Regions from separate parts of the Homo sapiens genome. Here region 1 is linked to region 2. A link is a contact called in ENCODE Hi-C data. All regions are on one chromosome and are shown on one strand. Each heading gives the region's core, a stretch centred on a gene start or an enhancer-like site at or near the end of the contact. The rest is flanking DNA. Distances are from core to core; before and after follow the strand shown.

What was found. A loop is a pair of places that touch in the nucleus more often than their neighbours do. Pooled maps may share reads with other maps.
Region 1: a pooled map shows a loop between it and region 2 (5-fold over the local background). The contact joins two enhancer-like sites. A Hi-C loop is called at or near these places in 2 of 50 pooled maps.

The regions. Positions count from the first base shown.
Region 1 is chr12:113,958,979-113,964,270 of GRCh38, forward strand. It overlaps RBM19 (RNA binding motif protein 19), which reads right to left. Exons shown (of 24, transcript NM_016196.4): 2 at 3,254-3,436; 3 at 1,081-1,200; 4 at 887-925; 5 at 234-426. Among named protein-coding and RNA genes, the nearest start is that of RBM19, 4.7 kb to the right of the region's middle. RefSeq lists enhancers at 3,559-3,608, 3,749-3,798. Within about 2 kb of position 3,618, at least 2 of the 41 ENCODE cell types and tissues checked have a DNase peak (open chromatin) inside an H3K27ac peak, as active enhancers do.
Region 2 is chr12:113,391,137-113,396,372 of GRCh38, forward strand. SDS (serine dehydratase) reads right to left here. Exons shown (of 8, transcript NM_006843.3): 7 at 2,756-2,880; 8 at 1,309-2,013. The coding sequence ends at 1,805. It overlaps PLBD2 (phospholipase B domain containing 2), which reads left to right. Exons shown (of 12, transcript NM_173542.4): 12 at 1-493. Among named protein-coding and RNA genes, the nearest start is that of SDS, 10 kb to the right of the region's middle. RefSeq lists an enhancer at 2,078-2,277. Within about 2 kb of position 1,994, at least 2 of the 41 ENCODE cell types and tissues checked have a DNase peak (open chromatin) inside an H3K27ac peak, as active enhancers do.

The sequences.
Region 1 (5,292 bases), core at 2,368-4,867, 570 kb after region 2:
GAAGTATGCCTGGCAGATAATAGGTGCTCAAGAAATATTTGTTGACTGACTGACTGAATACACAACTAGGATCAGTGAAGACAGATGCACCTGCAGAGGGATCATCACCCCCAATGGAGAGCTCAAGGGCTCACCTGACTCCTAGAGTCTGCACAGAGGGGCCCCCAGTGCCGGTTAGCCCAATGGCAAGCACAGGTCCGTGCGCATGGAGCACACAGTCCCCATGCCCTCACCTTCCAGGTCCTCCCCGGCTCCCTCCTCCTCACTCTCCTGCCCAGAATCGGAGTCGAAGTTCAGGTAGTCACTGGCCGGCTTGCTCTTCCCTTTCGAGGGCTCAGCATCCAGGCCATCATTCGCCCAAGTGGCTGCCTGCGCCCGCCTCTGATGAACTGACAGAAACTCCTGGAACTCTGTATCCTCCTTCAGCTGGTGGCACCAGAACCCGGGCGGCAGGGACACGGGAAAAAGAGAGAGGAAGAGGCAGAGAAGGCTCAGGTGGGGCTTGATCTTTCTAACTCTTAAGAGGGTGAGAAGATCCCTCAAGCTAATTTCCCCCATTCTCTGGAGGACCCCGAGGTTCAGCTGGGTCAGTTCTGAGGAAGGCAGAGTTGACTCCTCACTAGACAAAACTAAGAGGACAAGAAGACAAGGCCAGGGGAGACCAGAGGCACAGCTCTGCTTGCCAGGGCCAGCCTCCATCCTCTCCAGCCTCTTCCCTCTCCCAGTGTCCACCCTCTCCAGCCTCTTCCCTTTCCTAGCCTCCACCCTCTCCAGCCTCTACGGTCTCCTAGCCTCCACCCTCTCCCAGCCTCTACCCTCTCCAGTCTCCACCCTCTTCCACCTGCTGCCCACCCTCTCTCCTCCTTGGGCAACAGGACAGACTCACCTTCTCCAGTTGACCTGCCACCTTTTTCTTCTTCTCATCCTGAAAACAGAAGGCACAGAGAGTGAGGGTCACACAGATGAAGAGAGCTGGGAAACAGAACTGCACTGACCTGGGAGGGCCCATCTTTGGGAACCAAAAGTGAGTGACTACCCTGCTGGCAGTGGGGACAGAGGCTAGAGTGACCCTTTACATACTTTCTTAATTTCTGGAGTAGTAGAGTCTTTTGGAGGCTGCTTGGGCTGGCTTGGTTTCTGGGCATGTTTGCTCCAGGCTCTGGGTTTGGCCGGGTCCCCGAATGACTTGCAGAACTCCACCTGTGTGGGAAAGAGAGTGATTTTCACACCTGCCATGGCACCCAGGCGTTGGGTGCTGCCCTTCGGCACCTGGGAGCTCGGGCATTTCAGACAACTGTCACTGCCTAGCTGAGTTTGCTGAAGTAGATTACACGTCACCCCTTAGCCTGGGCTTTCTTTCCCTTCAAGTCTAGAATACAATACTCTAACAGTCTATCATTATGAGTCTGTAATACTGTAATGGTAATAGCTGCCACTTACTGAGGAACTCCACATGCCAGGTACTGTCTGAAGTGCTCTGCAAGTACTGATACACCGAGCCTCTCATGTCAGTGACAGCTATGACTTTCTACAATTCAGATCAAGAAATTGGAGCATCAAGAAGTCAATTTCCCTGGCTTACCCAGGTAATAAGTGACAGAGTGAAGACTGGAACTCAGGGGGTCTCTGGGCTCTGGAACCTGAGTTCTTAACCATCCACTCTACCGGGCGGCTGTGAGGATGGCATGAGATGACCTGGGCCAAGCACTCAACCAGGCTCTGGGCAGGGTAATGTGGGGCAGTGGCTACCACAGTTACCCCACACTGCCCTGGGTTAATTATCATAAAGTAAGCTCATCTGGCTCCAGAGAACAATTCTAGGGTGATAGGGGCACTGGGGTGACCACTGGAGGGACGGAAGAGTACTGGAGACCCAGCCTGAGCTGACGCACTATTCAGGCCCTAAAACCTCCAATACACTCCTCTGAGAGGACTTTGAGAGCGCTGGTTACTGGGGCATCCACCACCGCAAGCCACTCCCAGCCACAGTTAAGGCTGACGCTGGTCAACCAACCACTGCCCCTGGGGGAAGGAGCTGCCATCTGGTTGCAATCCTTTTTAAGACACAGGGTCTCACTCCGTTGCCCAGGCTGGACTGCAGTGGCATGATCATAGCTCACTGCAGCCTCAAACTCTTGGGCTCAAGTGATCCTCTTGTCTCAGCCTTCTGAATACCTAGGACTCCAGGCACATGTCACCATGCCCGGCTAATTTTTTTTTTTATTTTTGTAAAGACGCAGTCTTGCTATGTTGCACAGGCTGGTCTTGAACTCCTGGCTTCAAGTGATCCTCCCACCTCAGCCTCCCAAAGTGCTTGTATTATAGGCAGGAGCCACCACACCTGGCCAGTTACAATCCCTTTTGTGCACACTTCCAAAATAGGCTTGTTATCTCTATAATAATGACATGCTCACGGTACAAAATTCAAATAATATACAAAAGTACAATGGAAGTTAAAAAAGATGTACTCCAATTCCTATCACTCATGGAGAGGAATGATTAGTATTTTGGTACAAATCCTATCCTATGGCCTTCTATGCATTTATCATATATGTATGGATAGAGGAATACGATTGTGTCTATATAGGATCACGAGACATATATATATTTATCCATCATCTGTTTTTTCCTTCTCAACAAAGCATTAGAGATGTTTTTACGAAGTCACTAAATACACGAGTGACCTGAGTGGAGCCCACTCCTCCAGGAAGCTTTCCTGACTCCTCCCTGGTCCGGCTATAGATCTTTGTTCTCCCACAGTCCCTGGGGCTCACCCTATCATAGCACTGATGTCACTGAGCCAAAGCAGCCTGCTGACCTGTCAGCCCCCTGCCTGCCCAGAGACAGCAGGCTCCATGAGGACAGGGGCTGAGGCATCACCTTTTTCTCTAAACTCCCAGCATCATTGAGTGCTTGCTAAATGCATGAGTGAATGGATGAGGTAGAGCTGTGGTTCTCAAGGTGTGGGCCTCAGACCAGCAGCATGGTCGTCACCTGAGGGCTTGTTGGATGTGTGAATTCTTGGGTCCTGACTCCATGCACTGAATCAGATGCTCTGGGGACGGGCCCAGGAAGCTGTTATAATAAGCTCTCAGGTGATTTGTATGCACATGAAAGTGTGTGAATCGGTGAGGAAGAAAACCAAAGACATCACAAAGTGAAGAGGGACGGTCTTTGAACTCAAGTGCTGAGTGAAAGATCAAACAACGTCACACTTGACAGGAAGGTAAGGGTGAGACTCCTGCCCACTCACTGTGATCCGGGATGTGTCGATGAAGCTCTTGTTGAAATGCTTCTGTGCCTTCTGGGCCTCTTCCTCGGACTTGAAGCCAATAAAACCAAACTTGCGGAACTTGCCATCTTTGGTGAACTTCAGGCTGCAGTCTGTCAGCGTGCCGAAGGCGGCAAACAGCTGCCTGAAACGCTCCTCCTTCATCTAGGACAGAGGGAAAGGAATGAGAGACGAACTGGAAAGTCCCCAGAGCAAGGGGACAAAATGGGCTGGAAACCTGAGGCCACGAGATTCTCCAAGGGTGGCCTTAGATGAAGAGGGGCAGAGTGTACTTTTCTAGTTACAACAGGTTCCAGCTCTGACTCTAGCACGAGTTGTGTGGCCTTGAGAAAGTCCCTTAACCACTCACTGATGTGGAAATCATGACTCATAATGGCTGCAAATGACATCTTCCTACCCTATGGGGCTCCTATGAGGATAAGACCAATTACAGAAGCAGTATTACGTCTGCTACATAGTAGATACCTAATAAATACTTGTAGGAATAAATGAAAGAATGAACAGGCATGGTAAGCTATATATATCTTTGTTAATAAAGCCCCCCCAAAAGATGCCCACATCCTAATCCCTGGAAACTGTGGATATGTTACCTTACAAGGCAAAAGGGACTTGTCAGGTGTGACTGATATGGAGATGGGGAGATGATCTGGATTATGCAGCCAGGTCCAATGTCACCTCAAGGGTCCTTATGAGAGGGAGGCGGGAAGATCAGAGAAGATGGAAACAGAAAGATTGGAAGATGCTATGCTATTGGCTCCAAATATGGAGTATATAGCTATGAACCAAGGAAGGCAGGTGCTTCTAGAAGCTGAAAAAAGGCAAAGGGACAGATATTCCCACAGAGCTTCCAGAAGGACTGCAGCCCTGCCAAAGCCTTGATTTTAGGATTTCTGACCTGCAAAACTGTAAGATAAGGATTGTCTGGATTGTTTAAGCCACTAAGTTTGTGCTAATTTGCTATAGCTGCACTAAAAAACTAACACACTATTATTATAATTTGGTCAAGAAGCCCCACACTATGGAAAACAGGCTCCTGGCTTCTCACCATCTTCACTGCAGCCAGGCTACCCTCACAACTCAGTTTTCTAAGCAGATACTGGGATATTTGTGTGTGTGGTAGTGGAGTTGAGGGGACATTCAGGGCCCCACGAACAGCCAAAATAAGTTTGAAAATGCAAGAAGCTAGAGGCCTTGGCAGTCCAGCCAGAAGATGACATTTTCTGAGGTAGCTTCTTACTAACTGATCTAATCAAAATCTCAATCACACTGTGAGTTAGGAATTTTTGTCCACATTTTATAGAGAAAATGAAACTCATAAGGGATAAATGATCTGCCCAAGGCCTACAGAATCAAGGTTTGTGACTCAATTCAGAAATATAAGACAGTGAATTCAATTCCTCAGTGCCTGGGAGAGACCTGGCTCAAGTCTGAATCCATCATTCCTTTGCCAAAAACCTTTCGGTGACTTTCTGGCACCAAAGTCTCAAGGACGAGCACCTAAAGGAAAACATGCAATTCTTCAAGATCTGCCCTGACCAACCTCTTCAGCACCACGCTTTGACAAATTTCTCACAGCCTTCTCACTTCCGAGGTTTTACTTTGGTTGTCCCCTCTGGGTGATATTTCCCAAGACAGGCCCTGGCTAACTCCTCATTCTCAGTTCAATCATCTCCTATTCCAGGAGGCCTTTCTTAGATGCCTTAGATGGACGAGATAACCAACCCTCACTGTGCTCCCACAGCACTCGGTTCACATGTCAGTGATGCACCTTGCATCGTAATGATCTGGTGCCTCTCTTTTCTGCTAGCCTGCAAGTCCCATTAAAAATAAGGACACAGGCTTATCCACCTCTATCTACAGTGTCAGCAATATCACAAGTACTCACTACTAATTATTTCCTCAATTCAATCCCTAAACTAAAGATTGCTCAATTCAATCCCTGCTCTATAAATTACACCAGTGTGTGACCTCAGGCAAATCCCTGTACCTCGCTGTATCTT
Region 2 (5,236 bases), core at 744-3,243:
CAGACAGATACAAAAAAAAAGGCTCTCTCCCTGTCTGATCTCATGCAGCCTGCCTTGGAGACAAGACTCTCCCAGTGCTGTGTGCTTGGAGAGAGGAAAGCACACAGCCCTGGAGTCAGAGACCTGGGTTTCAATTCTGTCTCCACCTCTTATTAGCTAGCTATGGACTCCTCTCTGAGCCTCGATTACCTCATCTGTGAAATGGGGTAATGGTGTGAGCAGCGTTTCCCTGGGGGATGTGATGCAGCCCACTTGGGGCCTCATGCACTCAGCATCTCTTTATTAGCAAACACTTATTGAACCCCTAGTACATGCCAGGCACTGTTATGAGGTCCCGGGGATACTTTATAACAAAAGGGACAGAAGCATTCCTGCTCTTGTGAAGTTTACATTGACTAGATAGTAAACAAAATAAATGAAATATGCAGTGTGTCAGTGCTGGTAAACCCGTGGAGAAAATAAAGCAAGGTTGGGGTCTGGGGTTGGGAATTGACTTGTGGTTTTATCTTATTTTCCTTTTTATTTATTTATTTATTTTTTGAGACGGAGTCTCACTCTGTCGCCAGACTGGAGTGTAATGGCACAATCCCGGCTCACTGCAACCTCTGCCTCCTGGGTTCAAGTTATTTTTCCTTTTTGTAGAGACAGAGTCTCACTGTGCCAACCAGCCTGGTCTTGAACTCCTGGGCTCAAGCGATCCTCCCACAGGCGTGAGCCACTGCGCCCAGCCCTGAGTGACTCTTAAACTTCAGTTTGAACTTGGGGTCATCCAGAAAGTACCCTGAGGGTGGGGTTCCCTCCATGCTCTGGAGCCAGCCCCAGTAATTCCTCTTTGATCTATGATACGGGCTTCAGCATATGCTTTTGTTGGAAGAGAGGGCTCCATGTTTGAGGAGGGTTTGCATGACATTGACTTCAAGTCCACCCACCCTTTCCCTCTCCCAGAGATGGGTGTCCAGTGTCAGCTCACACACGCCCAGGGGAGGGGGCCTCACTTCTTTGCTTCCATTGGGTCTGTGATGAAATAATTCTGACTTAGTAGGAAGGACTTCATATCAGAATGAAGTTGGCCTCCCCAGCTGCTTCTGCCTTCAGCGGAGGCAGCCTTTGTCCCACCCCAAGTCCCTCTTGTTTAGCCACCTGCTTCCTGTGGTACAGGGATGCCCCTGTCCTGGCATGCAAGACTAGCTGGAGTCAGGCTCCTGGCCTCACTCTGGGGCCCCAGTTGAGAGCTGGGGCTGAGAGCAGACTTGGGGTGGAAGGAAAGCAGGAAAGGAGACAGCTGATGATGGGAAAATGCACAGGATCTTTGTTTCATAAATATATTTTATTTTTCAATGAAAAAGTTTGCACATTAGAAAAATTAGTAAGGGTCAGGGGTGGGCTTCCTGGGAGGATGGCTGAGATGGTTCCTCAACCCTGGTTGGTGGCCCTGTTGACCTTCACTGGGAACAAGTTCAGGGGCGAGGTCACAGCTTTGAGGAATTCCTCACTGCTGTGATTCAGGTCTCTCCTGTCCACCCTGCTCTGGGTACCTGGTGTGTTACTTGTGGGCACTTGTCACGCCAGCAAGTTGGCTAAGGATGGGCACAGAGCAGTCACACAGATACCAAAAAGGTCCAATTCATAGCCTCGCTGGCTGCCGACCTTTGGCCTCTGCATAGTGGGCTCCTGATAACAAGAAGTTAACCTGCACCCAGGCCACAGGTGCTCAGCCAAACATACGACGAGGCGCTGGATAAAACTCCAGCCCCTCCAGGGGTCTCTTGGGCTAGGAGAGCACAGATCGGTAAGGGGTCCGTCCTCACTTGGGCAACCTATTTGTCATGCCCAGCTGTTCCTTGAGCGCCCGCAGCTGGGCCAGGCTGATGTTGCTGCCCCCGCAGACGATGACCACGAGGGATGGCAGCGGGGTTCGGAGATTCCCCTCCAGTTGGAGCTTCTGGATCACGTGGCTATAGACAGCGGCCAGGGCTGCCCCGCAGGCGGGCTCCACCAGGATCTTCTCATCATCTGCCAGAGAAGGGGCGTGACAGGGGCGTGGCCTGAGTTTCCCAGGGTGCACAGGAGCTGACAGGCCATTGGCAGGACCTGGGAATACTGAGCCAATCAGCTCTCAGCCCTGGCTGCAGCCGCAGGTCCTGAACCAAACGTCCCGTCATCGGCCTGAATTGGCCCTTCCAAGCCTGAGCCAGGGCCTGGGTTTCATCATGAGTGCTAACACTGATAGAATGAGTGTGGTTGCGTGAGCACTGTGTTGAGAAGGATTCTGAGGCATCATCTGAGCAAGAGTTCCATGGTTGATTAGCCAAGTGTGCAGCAGGTACAGAAGCATAAATGGTACTATTTTTTTCTCTCTTTTTTGCCATCCCTGCCCTAGACGGAACCCAGAAAGAGTCCAGCCTAGTTACAGACTCACCTCTGAATGAATCAAACTCTGAGCCCCATGTTTTCCTTTTTTTACCCTGGCTGCCAGGAAACTCAGAAGCAACATTTTAAATATTCACTTATTGTTTTCTGCTGCTATGGTTATCAGGCTTACTTTTCTATTTACTTTTCCATTATGTGTGGCTTTTGCTTTTCTATTTCTACACGGCATTGTATTATCTTCTATTAATGGAAAATTCTAGGCAGAGGTGGAAGACAGAACTGTGAAGGAAACTTGGGGTGAGTGGGATCCCCAGTGGCATACCAAGTGGACAGCCACTTAGCGCCTGAGTCAGCAGGTCAGGTCATGGGAGGACCTGGCACATACCCACGAACTTCTCAATGGCGGCCACAGCCTCCTGGTCCGAGATAACTTCAGAGAAAATGGGGTGTTCCTGAAACAGCTTCAGGGCCTGAGCCCCCACAGTCTTCACGCCCAGGGCCTTGGCAACACTGAGAGAAGTGGGAACCCAGAAGAGGATGGGAGTGGGGGAAACAGGAGAGAGATGGGGGCAGGGAGGGAGAGAAGGAGATGGATGTGAGACAGAGAAGGCAATGCATCTGGGGGCAGGGGGACAGGTATCACCTCTGCAGCTGTAAAACCCTGAAAAGCCTCAGGGATCCCCAAACCAAGTGGGGTCTTCTAATAAGGTGCAGAGTGTTTGAATTGACATCATATAGTATATTCTTTAGTATCATTTTTTTAATTTTTTTGAGACTGAGTGTCACTATGTTGCCCAGGCGGGTTTTTGTTTTGTTTGTTTTTTTGTTGTTTTTTTGTTTTTTTTTTTTTTTAGACGGAGTCTTGCTCTGTTGCCCAGGCTGGAGTGCAGTGGTGCGATCTCAGCTCACTGCAATCTCTGCCTCCCGGGTTCAAGCAATTCTCCAGCCTCAGCCTACCGAGTAGCTGGGACTACAGGTGCCCACCACCACACCCGGCTAATTTTTGTATTTTTAGTAGAGATGGGGTTTCACTATGTTGACCAGGCTGGCCTCGAATTCCTGACCTTAGGTGATCCACCCCCCTCGGCCTTCCAAAGTGCTGGGATTACAGGCATGAGCCACCATGCCCGACCCCAGGCTGGTCTTGAACTCCTGGGCTCAAGTGATCCTCCTGCCTCGGCACAGCGTCATATTCTGATCAACACTAAGTCAGGAGCAAATGCCTAAGAGGACCCTTGTTGTTCCCTGCTAGGACTCCCTGCTTTTGCTCCGGGTTACAACCGCTACCTGGTTAACCCTCATGAAGCTTAGCACCACTCTGCCTGCCCACATCCTGCTGTGTCCTTCAAGGCTCAGGATTAAGGCCACCTCCTCCAAGGAGTCCTCCTGGGAGAGTACTGAGTCCCACGGCCCTATGTGGAATTCTCAAATAGTCCTCCCTGCTAGTAACAAGCGCCCTGAGTACTTCTTGAGAAAGTGTTAGGTGCCAAGCACTTCACAAGCATTATTGAATTCACACAAGAATTCTGCTGTTGTTAATTGGTTTGATTTTGGAAAGGGGAAACTGAGGCAGAGAGTGTACAGTCACTTGCCCAAGGTCACACACCTAGGGAGTGCTGGAGCTGGGGCTGCAAGCAGGATCTGTATAACTTCAAGACCTGCACTGGTAACCAATGTGTTGACGCTGTCCCCAGCTTCCTGGGGTGACCACTAGCTCTATTCCCAGCTCAGCTGCCCCCTCTCCCTTCCCCAGGAGCATCTTGAGGGCCTGAGCCACCTCAGCCCTCAGCAGCACGTGGTTTACAGTAGGCGCTCAGCCATGACGTCTTCAGTCCCTACAGTGTGGGACACAGCAGCTCCAGATGCCAGGCTCAGGAATCTGGAAGAAGTTCTTACCTGGCTGGGCTCAGTCTTCCCTATCTGTAGGGGAGACTATTGTCTGCCCCGGTGTCTTTTCTAGCTGCACTTATGGGCACCTGGTGTAAAGACATTTCCCAGCCTCCCTTGCAGCTGGATGTGGCCATGTGACTAAGTTCAGGCCAACGAAAGGTAAGTGGAAGTGTTGTGTCTGTCTTTGAAGGTTGGAGCATAGCCTTCTGCCCTTGCTTCCCCATCCCTGCCAAATGGAATGTGGGTGTGATAGCTGGCACTCAGGCAACCATTTTGGACTGAAACACTACATGCTAAGGATAATGGGGAAACAAACTCAAGGGACCTGGCGCCCTGACTTTTCATGGTAAAGTTCAATCTCATTTAAGTCACTGTTATTTGGGCCTTCTGTGTAATGGGGTCAAAACCTAATCCTAATTAAATACTATCTACCAGCCGGGTGCGGTGGCTCACGCCTGTAATCCCAGCACTTTGGGAGGCTGAGGTGGGCAGATCACCTGAGGTGAGGAGTTCGAGACTAGCCTGGCTAACACGGTAAAACCCCATTTCTACTAAAAATACAAAATTAGCCAAGTGTTGGGGCAGACGCCTACTCCTGAGGCTGAGGCAGGAGAATCGCTTGAACTTGGGAGGCAGAGGTTGCGGTGAGCTGAGATTGTACCATTGCACTCCAGCTTGGGCAACAAGAGCGAAACTCTGTCTCAAAAAACAAAGACAAAAACAAACAAACTATCAAAGGTTTGGGGCTTGGATATGAACTCCTTAGGAGCAAGACTTGTGTTTATGCACCACTCTCTCCCCAGATCAGCCAGTGTCTTACACACAATAGGGGCTCAGTAAATGGTTGGCAAAGTAATGAGGTATGTAAAACCTTGCCACAGAGGACTCAGTAAATGATTCCTATGAGACCTTCCTTCCTTCCTTCCTTCCTCCCTCCCTCCCTTTTTCCTTTCCTTTCCTTTCCTTTCTTTCTCTT